3 separate regions of the Mus musculus genome follow, and all the other regions are linked to region 1. A link is a loop called in an ENCODE intact Hi-C map of the cell type or tissue named here. Cell type or tissue: heart. All regions are shown on one strand. Region 1 holds the start of Hnrnph1 (heterogeneous nuclear ribonucleoprotein H1). Region 2 holds the start of Rufy1 (RUN and FYVE domain containing 1). Region 3 holds the start of Canx (calnexin).

What was found. Peaks named below come from ENCODE experiments on the same cell type or tissue, not always from the same donor. Only the 100,000 strongest peaks of a DNase experiment are listed, where the experiment ranks them.
Region 2: a loop joins it to region 1, with 2.3 times the contacts of the local background. A loop is called at or near these places in 4 of 42 quality-filtered maps.
Region 3: it touches region 1 in a loop (3-fold over the local background); 22 of 42 quality-filtered maps call a loop at or near these places.

Annotation. Positions count from the first base shown.
Region 1 is chr11:50,377,096-50,379,595 of GRCm38, reverse strand. Hnrnph1 (heterogeneous nuclear ribonucleoprotein H1) reads right to left here and starts at 1,918. Exons shown (of 13, transcript NM_001347487.2): 1 at 1,794-1,918; 2 at 1,169-1,305; 3 at 1-128. The coding sequence starts at 1,265. In heart, CTCF peaks have their summits at 1,048 and 1,726; DNase peaks (open chromatin) are centred at 1,095 and 1,945; H3K4me3 peaks cover 2,500 bases; H3K27ac peaks cover 1,886 bases.
Region 2 is chr11:50,429,427-50,431,926 of GRCm38, reverse strand. Rufy1 (RUN and FYVE domain containing 1) reads left to right here and starts at 802. Exons shown (of 18, transcript NM_172557.3): 1 at 802-1,143. The coding sequence starts at 822. In heart, a CTCF peak has its summit at 1,012; DNase peaks (open chromatin) are centred at 836 and 1,036; H3K4me3 peaks cover 2,056 bases; H3K27ac peaks cover 1,712 bases.
Region 3 is chr11:50,324,403-50,326,902 of GRCm38, reverse strand. Canx (calnexin) reads left to right here and starts at 1,230. Exons shown (of 15, transcript NM_007597.3): 1 at 1,230-1,410. Gm46280 (a long non-coding RNA gene) reads right to left here and starts at 1,151. Exons shown (of 2, transcript XR_001780205.2): 1 at 851-1,151; 2 at 1-30. In heart, no CTCF peak of the experiment used is centred here; a DNase peak (open chromatin) is centred at 1,082; H3K4me3 peaks cover 2,500 bases; H3K27ac peaks cover 2,500 bases.

The sequences.
Region 1 (2,500 bases):
TCTGTCTTTTTTCAAGGCCAATTTGACTTCATCTTCTGATTCAAGTTCAACAAAAGCCTCGCCACTTGGTCTGCCTTCTCTGGTGTAGATGAAACGAATACCTTGAGCCCCATTTTGAATTTTGCAGTCTGAAAAGAAAACAACGCTTAATACAGGATTTAAAACCACTACAGATAAAATGCATATTCCTGTCATCACACACACCAAAAAAAAAAAAACATGCCTAAAAAGACTGACCAAGCAGAACACGATCAAATTATCTCATATACAGGATATATTCCTAGTCCAACAAGGTAACTCAATGCTCAAAAATAGTTCAAATGGAGCAGGGCAGTGGTGACGCACGCGTTTAATCCCAGCACTGGGGAGGCAGAGGCAGGCGGATTTCTGATTTCGAGGCCAGCCTGGTCTACAGAGTTCCAGGACAGCCAGAGCTACACAGAGAAACCCTGTCTCGAAAAAAAAAAAAAAAAAAGTTCAAATGAAGCTACCACCTTGCCTCTAAGTTTCCATTAACCATCTCTTGGTACACTATCTCAGAATAATCTCATCTGGATCTGGTGACTTCACAGCATTTTCTTGTTTGGGTACCATGTCAGCTTCCCTCTATCAGCAACCACATAACAATTTCATTCAAATCCAAACTCCAGCTCAATATTCATCCGAAAAGGGACCAATGTTAACAACTAAAGGCTCCAAGCTGCAGTTCAACTCAAACCCGGACGGCAACGGCCCCCTGCAATTGCTTGCAGTATACTTGGGGCTCGATTTACAGATCGTTTTCTGTTACCACAGCTAAATTCAGATGGTAAGGTCAACACTACAAGTACCTTTTTACAAAACCTTACACGACTTGAGAAGAAATCACATCTTTCCCTACTTAAATTTTTCTTAGACTACTCCAGAATGCACAGATTGATGCATAGAGACAGAAAAAGTTTTAAAAGAAAACAAATTCAGCAGGGCCACCAGCATCCCCAAGGGGGTTGGGGGGGGTGCGGATTTCGCAATTACCATTGCGTAACAGCGGCCAACAGAGCGCGAGCCGCCTGGGGAAACCGCTGGTGGCCGCGACTCGCTAGGGGGCGCCCGGGAGACCCGCCCCGCCCCAACCCGGCCCGGCCCGGCCCAGCCGCGGGCCCCACTGACAACTCCCGCCTCAACTCACCAGAAAAAAAGCGCTGCACTTCATCCGCGGAGCAGGACCAGGGCAAGCCCCGGACCTTCACCACGAAGCCCTCTCCGCCTTCTGCTCCCAGCATCATCGTCCCTTCGGTGGTCCTGGCGTCCACACAGATTGCGGGGCTGCGGGGTGGGGGTGGGGGTCAGGAACGCGTCTGAGAAAACAGGCATTTAAATGGCCCTCCCACTTCACGGCGCACAGCGGGCACCGGGCGCCGCCATGCGAGTCCCGCCCGTCAGGATGCCTGGGCCCCGGAGACTCAAGCATGCAACCCGGCCTCGGCTAGCGACCCGATGCCCAAAGCCGCCCAGTGCGCCCAGGGCCGAGGCGCCAAGCTAATAAGACCCTGGCCCACAGCCACGGTTGAGACGAGGAAATGGCGGCCGCCGCTTCCGCTCCGCCTCCTCAGACATCTCACACAATAGAAAGCGGCGCGGCCTGCAGGCCTAGGCGGCGCTGCCACGCCGGCGAGACACTCGCGGCTCCCAGGGGCAGCCTGCGCCTGCCACGGCCCCTCAGGTTAGAACCTAAGCTCAGCGACAAGCAATCGTCACCCAAAGAGGTGTCCGTGGAGAGCTCGGGCAGCAGTCGAAGACGGAAAGTCACTCACCTCCACAAAAAGCCTCGGCGTGGCTGAGGAGAAATGATAAGCGGGCGCCTGCGCAGGCTAAATAAAGCCCTTCCAGCAAGCTCTGCGCACGCGCACCCTGTTGCCGGCCCCGCCCCACTTGCGTCACAGAGAGATTGGACGCATGCGTATTAAGAAACCCCGAGCTCTCTCCCGCCGTCCTATTATTACACGCATGCGTTTGGGCTCAGCCCTCTTCATAAACTGACCGAGGTGTTTTTGGTTGTTTTTTTTTTTTCTTTCTGCGCCTGCGCCTTTTTGCAATTATTGCGCTTGGCGTCTCAGCGGTTTCTTGTTTTACTTAATGCGCATGCGGCTACCTTCAAACCGTTCTCTAGACCTACCCGCCGGAGTGGGGGAGGGGAATGGCGCTAATCAGCTCCCCGCAGGGACTGGGTAGTAATCCAGAGTTCGTTCAGGTTTGCAGGGGCGGTAGTTCTACCCTTAATCCGCAGCTTTTCATCCGCGCTCCTGTCGGTTTTGAAAGACACCACGAAGAAAAGGAAGCCATGCCCTTTCTCCTCAGAACGCGTAGGAGCTGGAGGGCCGGGTTGTGCCAAACCTCCTCTGGGTACCGCCCCGCCCCCTGCGCCCAAATCCCCGATCTCCGTGGGGCGCCTGGGACCAGTCCCCTTACCTGCCCGCTTTAGGGGGTCAGTCCCGACCCACATGGGCTGCCAGTGCCCGAG
Region 2 (2,500 bases), 52 kb before region 1:
GCCGGAGCTACAGACTGAAATTCTGACTGGGAACATAGCTCTGCTAGTTCTGCTAGTAGAGTGCCTGCCTAGCATGGTGTGGGGTCAGAAGCACTTGGGAGATGGAGACAGGAGGATCACAAATTCAACGGTCCTGTTGGTTATGTGTGTTGGGGGTTGGGTGAAGCTCAGTGGTAGAGGTCTTGATTAGCATGTATGAGATACGAAGTACAATTCCCAGAACTGCCATGCCGCGCGCGCGCGCACGCGCGCGCGCACACACACACACACACCCCAGAAAAAAGTAGTTAAGCACACCCCTGCCAAGTGGCCTACTGGGGGTGATGGGGACTGCGTTGTTGAGACAGGGTTTCTCTGTGTAACTCTGGCTGTCCTGGAACTCACTCCGTTGACTCTGCTGTCCTCAGCGATATTGCCTGCCTATGCCTCCCTGATGCTGGGATTAAATGCTTGTCCCACCACCACTTGGCTACATGGCCTGTTTTAATGTCTCCCTTGTGTGGGGGAAAGAAACAACAATAACAACAACAAATAAAAATCCAACAGTGAGATTTTGATTCAAAGGGGGAAAAGGCATGTGAAATGAAAGTTTAAAAGAGGAAGTTGTGTCGCAAAACGTTAAAATAAGGCGCATTCCCGGGGTGGGAAGTAGAAAGTCCAAAAGTAACTTCCAAGTGCTCCGGGCTGGGAATCACCTACGGTTAGGAATCGTACTTTCCCGAATGCTATACAAGGAAAGCAAGCCCAGGTGAGAGCGAGCAAGGCCGCAGCGGCTTAAGGTCGTCGGTCCAGGGCAGCGGCGGGTCACGTGACCTAACAACATGGCCGCCCGCGGAGAATGCCGCCGGGCGGGGCAGGATTCGGAGCCGGAGCCGGAGCGGGAGCCGGAGTCCGAGCCGGGGCCGGAGCCTGAGCCCCAAGCAGGCCTAGAGTCCGGGGAAGCGTTCGAGATCGTGGACCGGAGCCAGCTGCCGAGTCCCGGCGAGCTGCGGAGTGCGTCGCGGCCTCGAGTGGCCGACAGCTGGTCGGCGCCCATCCTGACGCTGGCGCGCAGAGCCACCGGGAACCTGTCGGCGAGCTGCGGCAGCGCGCTGCGCGCGGCCGCGGGGCTGGGAGACGGCGGCGGCGGCGGGGAGCGCGCAGGTAGGCCGGGGTCCCGCGGGCCGGGGCTGCTCCCGGGCTGGGGAAACCTGACCGGCCGGACGAGCTGCTCCGCGGAGCTGTGCCGCGCGGCGCGGCACGGGGCTCTGCAATTGGTGTCACCCACCGGGCCAGGGTGACTGCGGCCCGGGACTCCCCTCCCACCTTGTTTGTCTTTGTGAACCTCAGAGCAGCTGCGTCGTGATCACGGATTGACTTTAAATAGGAGGTTTACATTAGAGGCTTAGACGGAAAATCACCAGTGTTCGTATTTTGCATACTTGACAAATGAAGTCCGGTGCTGGTCCCCAGTTAACAATCTCGGCAGCCAGCCGGTTTGCACCTGCGGCTGAGGTTGACAGCGTATTCCAAAGTTGGTGAGAGCAGCGAGTCAGAGTCAGGAGGTTTTAGTTCCCTTTATTCTCCCGCCACTAACCCCCAACCCCACCCCCCGTGGGACGAAGACTTCCCATCACCTGTCCTACTCGCGTTTCCCAGTCTATAAAAACGGGGATTAAAAAAAAAATTAATCAGCTACGTTGAATAATCCAATTCAGCTGTTATGATCTAGATTAGAATTTCAGCATACCAATAAAGAACAAAAGTAAATTATTATTTGTTTTTTATAGCTGGGCTTGGTGATTCGGGTGCATACTTCCTGCACATGTTAATGTACGTGCTCAGAACTGCGCTAATTATAATCCATTGGTGTTTCTGAACATATCTAAAATTAAAATATAAAGGATAGCCAAGGGCGTTGTGGTGCTCGCCTTTAAGACCCGCACTTAGGAGGTAAAGGCTTGTGGAGCTCTGAGAGTTTGAGACCCACCTGGTGTACACAGTGAGCCCCTGCCTCTAAATAAATAAACAGACAAATAAATAAATAACCACGTTTCACTTGGCCTGGTCACTTACTGTGAATGGACCATGCAGACTTCAGGTTGCTGAGGTAAAGTGAGTGTTGACTGTAAATGCCTGGGGCATCACGTGCATACAATAGACTTTAGTACCCAGATTTTATTTTAAAGAACAAAATCACAACAAAAACAACAAAAAAGCTTCTTTCCTTGGTAATGAATTAACCTTGATTTTTCGGTTTTGGTCTTGGTTTTTGTTTGGGGTTTTTTTGTTTTGTTTTTAGTTTTTTGTTTTGAGACAGGGTTTCTCTAAGTATCCCTGGCTGTCCTAGAACTCACTCTGTAGACCTGGCTGGACTCGAACTCAGAAATCCTCCTGCCTCTGCCTTCTTCATGCTAGAATTAAAGATGTGCACCACCACCGCCTGGCAATCTTGGTTATTTTTATAACCTTTTCATTTGTGTGTGTATATGGGTTCACATATGTTTGTACATGTGCTTGT
Region 3 (2,500 bases), 53 kb after region 1:
CTCATCTCAAGAACTTCCTTCCAACTCCACCTACAGAAAATTTGCATATCTATGAGGTCCAGTTCAAGTCTTTGTCAGTTTAGACAGAAAAGTTCTGCCTCAACTCCTCTACTCCTTCAGTACTGACATATTTTAACACCTCTCTGCAGAAGTCGATTTTTTGGCTTTCTTAAATTCAAGGCCATCTTGGGTAACACAAGCCAGAACTCAACCTAAGTAAATTTAGAATTTTTTTTTAAATTATGTGTACTGCCTGTGCCAAGCTGGCTTCAAATTTTCATTTTGAACATGCTCTTTATAAGGCAAATAAGGAAAGCAATTTCTCTTCTTTAAAATTAGGGAGAGAGAATTGGCGGTTACTAAATTGACCCAAACATCAAATCCTTACTGCCTTTCTCTTGGGGTGGCAGGAACAAAGCTCGTTTCACATGTAGAAAAACCTGCTGTTTCTTTCCACATTATTCAAAGCTTTGGGTCACCAAATACAACCCGAGGCGATCAGGATTCTCAAGGATCTAGCCAAATCCTTAGCCACTTCAATCTTACAGCGTTATCAGCATATTGAAAAACGAGTGGGTTATGAAAAGGCTATTTTAAATCTGCACATGGCATCACCCTTTTCCTCAACTCTGTCGCTTAGGTATGTCTGATTTTAACGACTAAAATCAGGAAACAGCACGGGCACATGGGAAAGTGACTCCATGTGGCTTGATTGTGAATCTAGGTAGTGTTTTGTTAGGTAAAGAGGTCTCAGGCTCCTGAGCTCAGGGCGATGACTCCGCAGGAAAGGCGGTGTCTGCTACCCAGAGGGATTTCACTCACTGCGCAAGCACACCGCCCGACCTCTCACCATTTGTGATGAAGGCCATAGGTCCCAGGCGGGGTTGGGACAGAGTTCCTAACTCAATGGGTCGGAAAGCCGTCTTCTGGATGTCCAACACACCCGCCCTGAGGGACTAGGGCGACCCACGCGAGAACGCGTGCCAGATCCGTCCGCCCTCCGCGGCGCGCGCCCGCCCGTTTGGTGACGGCCCGCCTTCCTCCTTCATACCCAATCAGCAACCACTTCCTGCCTCGCTATTGACCAATCACCACGCTCCACGAAGAATAGCCCTAGGGGGCGTATGGGAAGGCGCTTCGAGCGATGGCTGTATCTACCAATAAATTCTTAGATCTTGCGCAAAGGGGCGGGATCTGACGTTCGTTTTAGCCACTCAGGAACGAGGGGCGGACGCGGGGTTGGGCTTCGTGCGGTGGGGCTCGCTCGCGCGGCGGCCGTAGCCGAGGCCTCTTAGTTCTGCGGCACGTGACGGTCGGGCCGCCTCTGCCGCTGTCTCCACTGCAGCACGGGGCCGGGTGTGCGGGTGGGAGAAGGTGAGGGAGCCGCCAGTGGTCCCCGGGAGGCTCGAGGTGAGACGGGAAGCGTGTGCGGGGATCTCAGGCCCGGGACGAGCCTTGGGGGACTGGGCGAGCGGCGCCGTGGCGGAGGGGGTCGGGCGTGGCTGTAGGCTCGACGACTGAGGGGTCGGGCGGGCTTTCGAATGGCGCAGGCCTGGGCGGACGCGCAGGGCAGTGAGGAGAGCGGCCGGGTTAGAGAGGCTAGCCTGGGCAGCGCCGCCGGGGTCGGGAGGCGTGGCAGGTGTCCTGGGGTTTCCCTTGACCTCTGAGAAAGCTAACAACTTCCTACGGCTTTGCTTCTAGAGCTTTCTTAGGCCCTGGCCAGGCCCACCCAGAGGTGGGCTGAGTAATCCGGTACAGGTGTGGTATTAGAATTCGGCCTAGTAGGTAGCCCAAATAGCAGGGAAAGGTGAAGTAAATCCAGAGATAAGCGTTACAGATTAGAAAATAACTTGCCCAAAGGGAAGACTGGACCATAGCATCCTGATGAGGGAGTAGAATGTACTAGAACGTGTACCGCTTGAGAAACTTAAGGCTTAACTATTAAAGCACCTGCCTATTCGGTGGTGGATAGATAGTAATCCAGTGTGGGTGTTCACAGGACCTTAAGAGCAGGAGATACAAGCGAAAGTTCAGTTAGTGAGGGGAGGAAACTGAGGCCTAGAAGTTTGAAATGACTGGCCCAAGGTCATACAGGTAGTTCTAGTCATCCAGTTGGGATTGTAACTGAGCACTAGACCGTTTGGGTTAAAAGTCCTGGTTCAAGCACCTAACTGCAATTAATCGGGGGAGTGGGAATTTGGGAGATTTTTTTTTTCTACTTTAGGGCTCAGTCCCCAGGAGTAGACAGAATGACTGATGGGCCTTGTATTGAATTCCGAGGGAATGGGAATGAGAAATTGGATGTGTAGTAAAGGTTCAGTGGGTAGGAATCGAACTGGCTTCTTGAAATCCGAATGCCTTGGTCATTACACTGATACACTAATGTTTATATTGAAGGCCTGTGTGCCAAGACCTGAGGACACATTGATGACACTTTGTGTATTAACTGCTGGTCATGACACTAGTGATTGCATTGCTAGTTGTGTGAAGTTAAACCAAA